Regions from separate parts of the Homo sapiens genome. Here region 2 is linked to region 1. The links are chromatin loops, found by intact Hi-C in ENCODE. Cell type or tissue: mammary epithelial cell. All regions are shown on one strand.

Region 1 (5,000 bases):
GCAATCCTCCCACCTTAGCCTCTCGAGTAGCTGAGACCACAGGCATGAGCCACTGAGCCTGGCTTCCTCATCATTAAATTTTAAGAGTTATATGAGACCAAATAGAAAATGTTTATCATAGCTGAAGGTAAGAAATATGTTCATTTTTACATGGTACAAAAACAAAACAAATCCTAGAGTAAACATTTACATATTCATAATATTCCATATTTATAATAACGAGAACACTGAGTAGTGATGAGAATTTCCATAGGACTAATAGCAGTGTAAAGAATGACACAGGCATGCGAAGGTCATAGGGGTGTATATGTGTAAGTGTCAGGGATTTATGCAGGTGTTTATGAAAGAGGGTTAAATCCCACAAAAAGATAATTTGAAATGGATTCACTGGTTTGGTTCCCTTCTGGCTTGTGCCGTAAGCAGGACAGTGACATGGACCCAACGAATGGGGAGCACTACCATGCCCAGAAATCCAGGTACTGGCACACTCAGCCAAGCAGCACCTTCTACTGCTAGAAATGGGGGAGACGCAAAGGTAAGTTCACAATTGAGAATCACTAACATTTGAGAAAACCAACACTACATGAAAGAGGCATAAAACTCAACAAACAAGAATGAACACTGGAGCAAAGAGGAATACTTTTAAGAGTATCACAGTCAATATCTTCAGAGTGATAAGAGAGAGTATTGCTATCCTAAAACTAGAATGGGCTGTTATGAAAAATAACCAACAGAAAGGCAGAACAACTGCATGGACAGCGCTGAAGAATACATCTGTGAGCTGAAAATTCAGCTGTGAAATCCTCCTAGAAACCAGTGTAATAAAACAATGAAGTGAACAGTATGAAAACAACATTTAGAGTTCTGAAGGATATATCCATTACTCAATAACTCCAATATCCATCTAAGAGAGTTTCTAGAAGGAAAAAAGTTCAACACACAAAGTGGTTGTAGAAGAAGAATTTCAAGAAATGAACAAAGAAACAGTTGTTCAGGTTGAAAAGGCTCTCAGATAGTTAAGCAGGATGAATGGGAGAAAAAAATATAATAGAAAACCAAAGATAAAAAGAAAATCGTACAAGCTTCCAGAGAGGGGGAAGAAAAGGATTACCTATAAAGGAATGAGAATCAGACTGACGTGAGACATTAACAAATCAACAACTCCAGATGCAAGAAAGAAAATGAAGCAGTCACTTAAATTTTTCCAGGGAAAACAAGCTGAAATTAAGAAATTTCCCCCAGCCAAACTATGATTCCAGCATGAAGGCAAATAACAAGTTTCACAAGAATACAGACTCAAAAGGTTTGCCATTCAAAAATCATAAAGTCACTAGTGAGTAAACTTTAGAATTCACATGAAAGACTTGAAATAAAAGTAACTGCAGGCCAGGTGCAGTGGGTGGTTCACACCTGTAATCCCAGCACTTTGGGAAGCTGAGGCAGAGGACTGCTTGAGGCTAGGAGTTTGAGACCAGCCTGGGCAACACAGTGAGACCCTGTGTCTACAAAAAAATGTAAACTATAATGGGTGTAGTGGTGTGTACCTGTAGTCCTAGCTACTCAGGAGGCTGAGGTGGAGGATCACTTGGGTCCACCCAGGAGGTTTAAAGTTGCAGTGAGCTATGATGGCATCACTGCACTCCAATCTAGGCAAAAGAGTGAAACCCTGTCTCTTAAAAAAAAAAAAAAAATGAAAAAAGGAACTGCAAGAAGAATATGATATATATTCTGCAAATCATGTTTGAGCTTACATCTATCACTTTATTTTCATTTCAGTGTATTATTTTATGAAATAAAACTAGATTAAACACAGAAATGAGGAAAAAATAATTCATGTAAGCTGAATTACAAAATAAAATAGCAGGCATAAGTTTAAACATACAAGTAATCATAATAAATGTGTACGAACTAAATTTGCTTTTTAAAAGCAGAGAGTTTCAAATTTGTTTAAAACATTTAACTGTGTGCATTTATATGAGACATACCTAAAATAAGTCAGCCCATGAAGGCTTAAAGTAAAGGGATGGAAAAAGAGCTACCAGAGCTACCAGACATATTCTAACAACAAAAAGCAGGTGTGGCAAGATTAATCAGACAAAAGAAATCAAAGCAAGTCATGAATCTTTCTGTACCTAACAACATAACTTTAAAAAATAGAAAGTAAAAATTGACAGACATATGAAGAGAAATTGTCAATGATTAATCACAGTGCCAGTGACAGACTTTGGCATATTTCTTTCAGAAAGCAATAGATCAAATAAACAAATAGGATATACATTATTTTCAAACACTTTTGGAACATTTACCAAGAATGATCAGATATTAAGGCCACAAAGAAAATTTCAACAAAATCCATCAAGTAGAGTACACATAGGCCACATTCACCAACTACAATGCAATATAATTAGAAATTAACAGCAGAAAAAAAAAATCTACACATCTGGAAATTAAAAGATACTTTTCTAAGATATTTTTTGGGTTAAAGAACTCAAAATGGGAATCTCAAGCTATTTAGAAATGAACAATGACAAGATATGTCAGTTATGAAGCTTTTGTCTATTGGCCCCAAACCCCATCCTCTGCTTTGTGATGCTGGGGATAAAACTCTGTAAAACTTTCTGCTGGGCAGCAGCTCCCTGCTCAGCTCTGCCAGCAGGGGGCACGAGAGGGAGGCTGCAGGGATGGAGAAGGAAGACACTTGCTTCTTCCTATTTGCTTTCATCACCCCAGCAACGGTCCCTCACCCTGGCAGTAACAGTTGGTTCTAGCATCTTTTTTTCCCCCTCAGAGCCCACCTCCCTGTGCAGCTTCAGAGCAGAAGCACCAAATGGATAGCATCTTTTCCTCAAAATCTGAGCCCCAGCCCTGCAGGGCCTCTCCTCCATCATCTGCTGGGTAGTATGCCTTCCTTACAGTTGGAGTCCCATTTCTACCAGGGTTTGTCTCTCCTGCTTCTTGGTTCTGATACCCTAACCTCTCTTTGTTCTCCTAGACCCAGTGGGTACAAGCTGCTTCCTACAGTTATCACATTACCTCAGGTTCCTGTGTGCTGTCAGCCCTGTGTGTAGCACCCACACTCCTTCTGATCCCTTCAGCATCTTGTGCACACAGGCTTACCGCGTGCTTTCACAGCCAGCATCTGTGCTCCCTCGTATGTGCCCAGAGAGTGAGAAGTGCCTGACAATTCTTGTCCGCCCGAGGCAGCCATGAATAAATGACCATGGAAGCTTTAACAATGTAGCTCCCTTGCCTCTGATCAGGATGACTCTGAGAGATGTGACCTACACTGTCTCCAGAGCTCCCCTGTGGGGCTGTGCCAGAGTCACCGTCCATGGATTCGCTTTTCTGATCCTACAACTTCACTCCCCTCCCAGTTTTCCCTGGAGTGTCTTCCTAATAAACTACTTTCACATGGATTCTCCTCTTAGGCTCCACCTCTAGAGAACCCACATAAGATACTGTGTAACCAATTACATTCTTTCTGTGGTTTGTTTTTCAGACTTGATCCTGACTGATAAAGAGTATTACTTAGTCAAATCTGAGGGATATGACCAAAGTAAAATTCAGAGGCAAATCTGCTATAGCACTGAACATATTTATAAAAAAAAAAAAAAGAAAGACTCACTTTTAAATGATCTAAGGTTTCAATTAAAAAGCTAGGAAAAGAGCAATAAATATAAAAATAGATGCAGACATTGATGCAAGAGAAAAAATAATCAATAAAACCTGAGGTCTTTTAAAAAGATTAATGAGAAAAAATCTTTGGCAATAAAACCTGAGATCTTTTAAAAAGATTGAGAAAAAATCCCTTTAAAAAGTCACAAAATTACTAAAGTTGACTCAAGATATATGAACTCTAGAACAATGACCCCATAACAAATTGAGAGGATATATACAAAATTATCCTCCAAAGAAACACGGTCCAGATGATTTTTATGGGCAAGTTTTTATCAAACCTTCAAAAAATAAAAATAATTCTCATGTCATACAAACTATTTTCAGTTTATAGGGCAAAAAGGAAAATACTCAACTCATCTGCCTAAGTCAGCATAACATTGGTACTAGGAAAACACAAGAAAAGACAACCAAAGTACACAAAAATGTGAATAAAAGAATTGCAACTCACAAAAATATAATACTTCATTTCTCGACATACCTATACTGTATGGACATGCATGAAAACAGAATGAATGACTGGCAATGGTGGTCACCTCCAGAGAGAAGTTTGGGATGCCTAAGTATGTATGTTTGTAGAGGGAGAGGGCTGATCATTTATCTGCATTACTTGAAATGATTTCAATAATAAAAAGGTACTCATTTTTAAATAATACAACAACAAAAAAAGAGGATAAGAAAAAGAACTCAAGTTCAATTCCACAAGGAGAAATAGTTAATATTTAACTGGATGTTGTGAAAATGTTGCCTGGAGTAGACTTAAACTGAACTTTTCCTTTTTTTTGCTGATGTTCAACATTACCAGCCAAAGGACTGAATGAGTTTTGCTCTAGGCAAGGATCTTAGAAGTTTATTCCATCATTTTTTATTAATATATTTTTCCTTCAGGAAAAATTTCTCCTAAGGATCATACTCTTTGCCTACCATCTATTTTATCCTTATCTGCAGAATCCAAGATAAAATTTAAATACTATTTGTAGCTACCCAGAGTATTCAGAATACTCCAACTTTACACAGAAACTTGCCTTCTGACCTCAGTTTCAATGTTAAATGTGTACTCTTCAGAACTTGATACCCAAAGAAAGCAAAGTTCCTTTTGGAGCCAGTTTGTTTGGATTAGTTTTCCAACTTCTTTGTGCCTCAGTTTTGTTTGTAAAGTGGTCATAGTAACAGTGGTTATGATAATTATGTGAGATAATCTTAGCTAAGTGCTTATAAAAGCACAGATACACAAAAGACACTGTTTATGGGCATGTCATTATTATTATTACTCTGTATTTACAAGAGTAGCTAAATTTCTACTTAGATGAAGGCTATCTCTCCTA
Region 2 (5,000 bases), 87 kb after region 1:
AGCTGCAGCCAACAAGTTATGCCAGTCTTAAAACTTCTAAAGAAATATGTTTTTAACAAGATTGAGGACTGGATTATGAGGCTAGGGGAGGCTATCACAAACTGGAATAAAATAAAGCCAGAGAAAAGTGGCTGCCTCCCAACCTGCACAACTGACCTAGCTAGGCTGATGGCTGGGCCACCTAGGAAGGCTACTGAGCATCATATAAAACAGAAGGGACAGCAGGAATATAACATGGCTCTTTGTAAGGATGAGTCTGAAAAATGACCATTTGCTGCCCAAATGCCCTTAGCTACAACTGAAAATATTTCAGAACTGGAGGTTGCAGGATGCTGGAATCTCAGAGATCATCCAGCTCAGCCCTTTATTTTTCAGATGAGGTCCAAAGCGGGTAAAATGACTTGTCAAGGTCAAACAGCAAGTGAATGGTTTTCTTTCAAGTCTCAATTCATCTTTTTGTTTATATCATCTATGTCTTGTTGTTATAAGCTTCACCCCAGGTAGCAAAAAACTATTCTACTCAAAAGGGGTAGACATATGTTAGTTCTCAAGATCATCTCTTGGTTTCAGAGTTTAACTCAAGTGATTGGCATAGGCTGAATCCATCTCTTAAAAGGATAATCAAATTTATGTTGAAGACTTGGTTGTCTTCCTACTATGAAATGGGAAACATTATCACTACTCCTCCCCTGTCACCACCAAGTGTGGCCACCACCACCAACGTTAGTGAGTGACTGTGGTGATATGATGACCAAGTGGCCAGGTCAGCAAGTGGTGCAGCCTGTGTCTCACTGGAAGAGGTTAAAGTCTTTCTAAAACAAAATACCATGGCATCAAAGTGGCCCAGAACTCCCTTCTTTGAGCTTTCCCTGTGTTAGAGCCCTTCCTTGGGTTGGGAGTTAAACCCATAGTCTTACCTTCATCTGTTTAGGGCCATCAGCTTCAAAGAACAAGTCATCCTCATTGCCACTGTAATAAAAACAGGGACATGTCTCAATTATGTCTTCTAAACAGGTTTATTTTTCCTTCCCTGTGTACAAGACTTGACTGTTCATAAGAAACTGCAAACAGCCTGCCTCTCAAAGCTGCCTGAAACACCTGGCAAGTTTCACAGTGATATGCGCAGAACAGTCCAGAAGGCAGATTCTAGGCCTGGCAGGTGGGCACCCTGGGTGCTCCCTGTTGGATCTTGAGGCCTAACCTCTAGCCCAGCAGAGTCAGCTAAAATCTGAGCTCTCCCTCTCCCTCCAAGCCACACTTTGCAAAGGGATTCCTTGTATTGTGGGCTTGGAGTCTTTTCTCCCCATTTGCCTCTGCAGGAAGCCCTTGCAACAACACATCTGGATAGCCTCCAGGTCCCAAGGCTGGAGGGACTTGTAATGGGAAAGTAGTCTTTAAATCAGATTTACTTGGCACCCTGTTTGCCACTGAAAGAGGCAATTTAGGGGAAAAATCTGGTCTCCAAGCACAGATAACACTCTACTCTTGAAAGAGGAGACCTGCTCATGTTACTGGTCTCAGCGTCTCCACTGACCTGTAATAAGCCATCATTTCACTGGCGAGCTCAGGTACTTCTGCCATGGCTGCTTCAGACACCTGTGTAAAAAGGAGAAAATGAGTGACTTCCCCATGACGGCTACGTTCATGTGTGATTTCTCTCAGCATCCAGTGCATGGCAGTCATGCAAAGAAATGATCTCTGAGTAAATGAATGAATGTGTGAAAGAGAAGTCCTTTGGGTCTAGAGAAAAGCATTTGCTAAACCAAACCCCAACTAGCAATGTATTGGCTAGGAGAGCTGGAGCAGAGGCTTTGACACTAACCTTTAGGGTGTCAGCTGTTAGATAAGCAGTATCCATTCCCAGAATATTTCCCGAGTCATAAGCATTATATTACACCTGGCATTTTTGCAAAAAGCTGAGAGAGGGAGGCAGAGAGGGAAGGAGAGGGAGAGACAGAGAAAGAAAGAGAGAGAGAGAGAGAATATGCATACACACAAAGAGGCAGAGAGACAGAGAGACTCCCTTAGCACCTAGTTGTAAGGAAGATTAAAGTCATACTTGAGCAATGAAGATTGGCTGAAGAGAATCCCAGAGCAGCCTGTTGTGCCTTGTGCCTCGAAGAGGTTTGGTATCTGCCAGTTTCTCCCTCGCTGTTTTTATGGCTTTCAAAAGCAGAAGTAGGAGGCTGAGAAATTTCTCTGTTGAATACCTGATTTCACAATCAAGTTAAAGGAAAGGGGAAAAGAGTATTGGTGGAAGCTTCTTAGGGGAGGGGACTAATAAACTGAGATAATTCTCTGGTTCATGGAAGGGCAAGGAGTAGCAAACTATGACACATTTTGCAAATGTATCACCATGCAAATATGCATTGTTTTCCTGACAATCGTTGTGCAGTTGATGTCCACATTAAAATACTGGATTTTCCCACGTTAGAAGAATGTTTAAATTTAGTATATGTGGGACAAAGTGGAAGACACACAGATTTATACATGCACATACTTTTCTTCATTCACTTCTTTGTACTTAAGTTTAGGAATCTTCCCACTTACAGATGGATAAATGGGTACAATGAAGGGCCAATAGCCCTCCCTGTCTGTATTGAGGGTGTGGGTCTCTACCTTGGGTGCTGTTCTCTGCCTCAGGAGCTCTCTGTCAATTGCAGGAGCCTCTGAGGAGAAAATTGACCTTTCTTGGCTGGGGCAGAGAACATACGGTATGCAGGGTTCAGGCTCCTGACGGAGTTGGGGCAACCCTGGAGATAAGCTCACACAACCCTGCAAGACCAGGTGCTGTTACCCTAGCCAATCTCATGGATGAACCAGATCAATGCCAGATGAGCTCTGCCTAAAATGATTTTTTGGTGAACTCTGAAAAGTGGAATATTGTTTCTGTAAGAATATCCATCTGAGACTCTATCTCTTGGTAATACCAACCAAGAGTTATCAGTTTCTCTTTAACCGAGACACCAGCAAAGTGCCTGCTCCAGGGTACTGCCCAGGGGAGCCCTCCATTTGTAGAATGAATGAGAGTCCAGGTTATGAACAGTGCCTGGAGTGTAGGAACACCCTCCTTTGCCTCTTTGACAGGTCTGCATCATAACACTTTTTTTTTTTTTTTGAGACAGAGTCTCACTCTGTCGCCCAGGCTGGAGTGCAGTGGCACGATCTCGGCCCCCTGCAAGTTCCGCCTCCCGGGTTCACACCATTCTCCTGCCTCAGCCTCCCCAGCAGCTGGGACTACAGGCACCTGCCGCCACGCCCGGCTAATTTTTTGTATTTTTAGTAGAGACAGGGTTTCACCATGTTAGCCAGGATGGTCTCGATCTCCTGACCTTGTGATCTGCCCGCCTCGGCCTCCCAAAGTGTTGGGATTACAGGCGTGAGCCACCGTGTCCAGCCTGTAACACTTCTTATAGCACTGAGTTGAAACCTTGCTCCTCCTGGTTCCTCCAGGAAACTGAAATCTTTTTGAGCCAAGTCTAGCACAGTGCCTGGCATGTACATTCAGGTGGTAGAGTTTGCTGCTTGAATGGGTGAATGGGAATTTGACAGCATTTTTATTCAAATTAGTATGTGCCAGGTATCGTGCTCGCTCTGCATTATCCAAGGGAGTGAGCCTCTGTGCAAGTATTTGAGACACGAGGGAAATAGGTTCTACTGTGGGAAAAAGAGCATTTCATGGACTTGCTCTCCAAGCAGCCTTCTGATTTTTAATTTGGCTCCCAGTATCTTGATATCAGGAGTCAGTCACAAGAACTCCATCTTTAGTAAGTTATATTTTCCACAGGAAATCTAAAAGCTGTTCAACATGTTAGTTTCCTGTGAATTTGATAAGCCATAATCCATTCCTAACACTGAGCCCTCCTGAAATTTGGTGTCTGGTCCTGCAGATAGCTAAAAGCCCTGTCTGGGTGGCCTAGGGGACTCCTCTGTTTTGCCTCCACAGGATCCACTTTGCAAATTAACCACTGGTTCTCCCGTTGTAGGAACTGCCACCTTCCTCAGAGCCTGTCTTTCTTCCTTCCTTCCTTCCTTCCTCTTTCTTTTTCTTTCTCTCTCTCTTTCTTTCTTTTCTTTTCTTTCTTTCTTTCTTTCTTTCTTTCTTTCTTTCTTTCTTTCTTCCTTTCTTTCTCTTTCTCTCTTTCTCTCTTTCTCTTTCTTTCTTTCTTTCTCTCTCCCTCCCTCCCTCTCTCTCTTTCTTTCTTTTTCTTTCTTTTCTCTTTTCTTTCTCTCTTTCTTTCTCCCTCCCTCTCTCTCTTTTTCTTTGTCTCTCCCTCCCTTCTCTCTCTCTTTCTCTTTCTCTCTCTCTCTCTCCTAGACAGGATCTACCTTTATCCCCCAGGCTGGAGTGCAGTGGTACAATCATGCATTCATTGCATGATCACAGCAGCCTCAAACCCTTCCTCAGAGTCTTTATGCGGCAACCAGCAGGGTCTGGAGGGTTGGTGGCTCTGTGAACTCTCCTGACAGAACACAGAGATGTCTTTGGTCTGTTGATGTGATTACAAGCTGAACGAAGGAGGATCAAAGCCAGTGACAGGAAGGGAGATATGCAAGGGACCCGAGCATCAGCTCTGAGTTAGTCCATTCTGCTTCTGGGACTTGGGATACAGGTCAGAAACCTTGAGCTTCTACTTCTCCATCTTCCAATTGTAGCATCCAGGACCTCAGAATCTGCCAGCTAAGAGGAGCCCTAATGATTGTCTGGTGGGATATGGTGGGACCACAGAGATGAAGACATGAATAGCTATTTGAATGTGAACAGCAGACGAAGAAATCAAGGCTAGGAGGGTGGAAGTGACTCATCCAATAGCACAGTGTGGTTGAAGCAGCACTAGTATCCAGGTTGCATGAGCCCCTGATGCTTTCGCTCGAGGGAAATTTTGGAGCCATGGGGCAATGCCCCCTGACGTAACAGTCTCCACAGTTCTGCCATGTCTCATCCTGGCCCTGTAACCTGGACCCAAATCTGCTACCATCCCATCCATCTCAGGAAGTGA

The links. A loop is a pair of places that touch in the nucleus more often than their neighbours do. Peaks named below come from ENCODE experiments on the same cell type or tissue, not always from the same donor. Only the 100,000 strongest peaks of a DNase experiment are listed, where the experiment ranks them.
Region 2: it touches region 1 in a loop (5-fold over the local background); 3 of 110 quality-filtered maps call a loop at or near these places.

The regions. Positions count from the first base shown.
Region 1 is chr2:112,747,192-112,752,191 of GRCh38, forward strand. All of the region lies in intron 5 of CKAP2L (cytoskeleton associated protein 2 like), which reads right to left. Among named protein-coding and RNA genes, the nearest start is that of CKAP2L, 15 kb to the right of the region's middle. RefSeq lists an enhancer at 2,814-2,863. In mammary epithelial cell, a CTCF peak has its summit at 2,653 (motif pointing right); a DNase peak (open chromatin) is centred at 2,680; H3K27ac peaks cover 1,984 bases.
Region 2 is chr2:112,834,649-112,839,648 of GRCh38, forward strand. It overlaps IL1B (interleukin 1 beta), which reads right to left and starts at 2,131. Exons shown (of 7, transcript NM_000576.3): 1 at 2,060-2,131; 2 at 1,535-1,596; 3 at 918-969. The coding sequence starts at 1,581. In mammary epithelial cell, no CTCF peak of the experiment used is centred here; a DNase peak (open chromatin) is centred at 2,253; H3K4me3 peaks cover 2,199 bases; H3K27ac peaks cover 2,927 bases.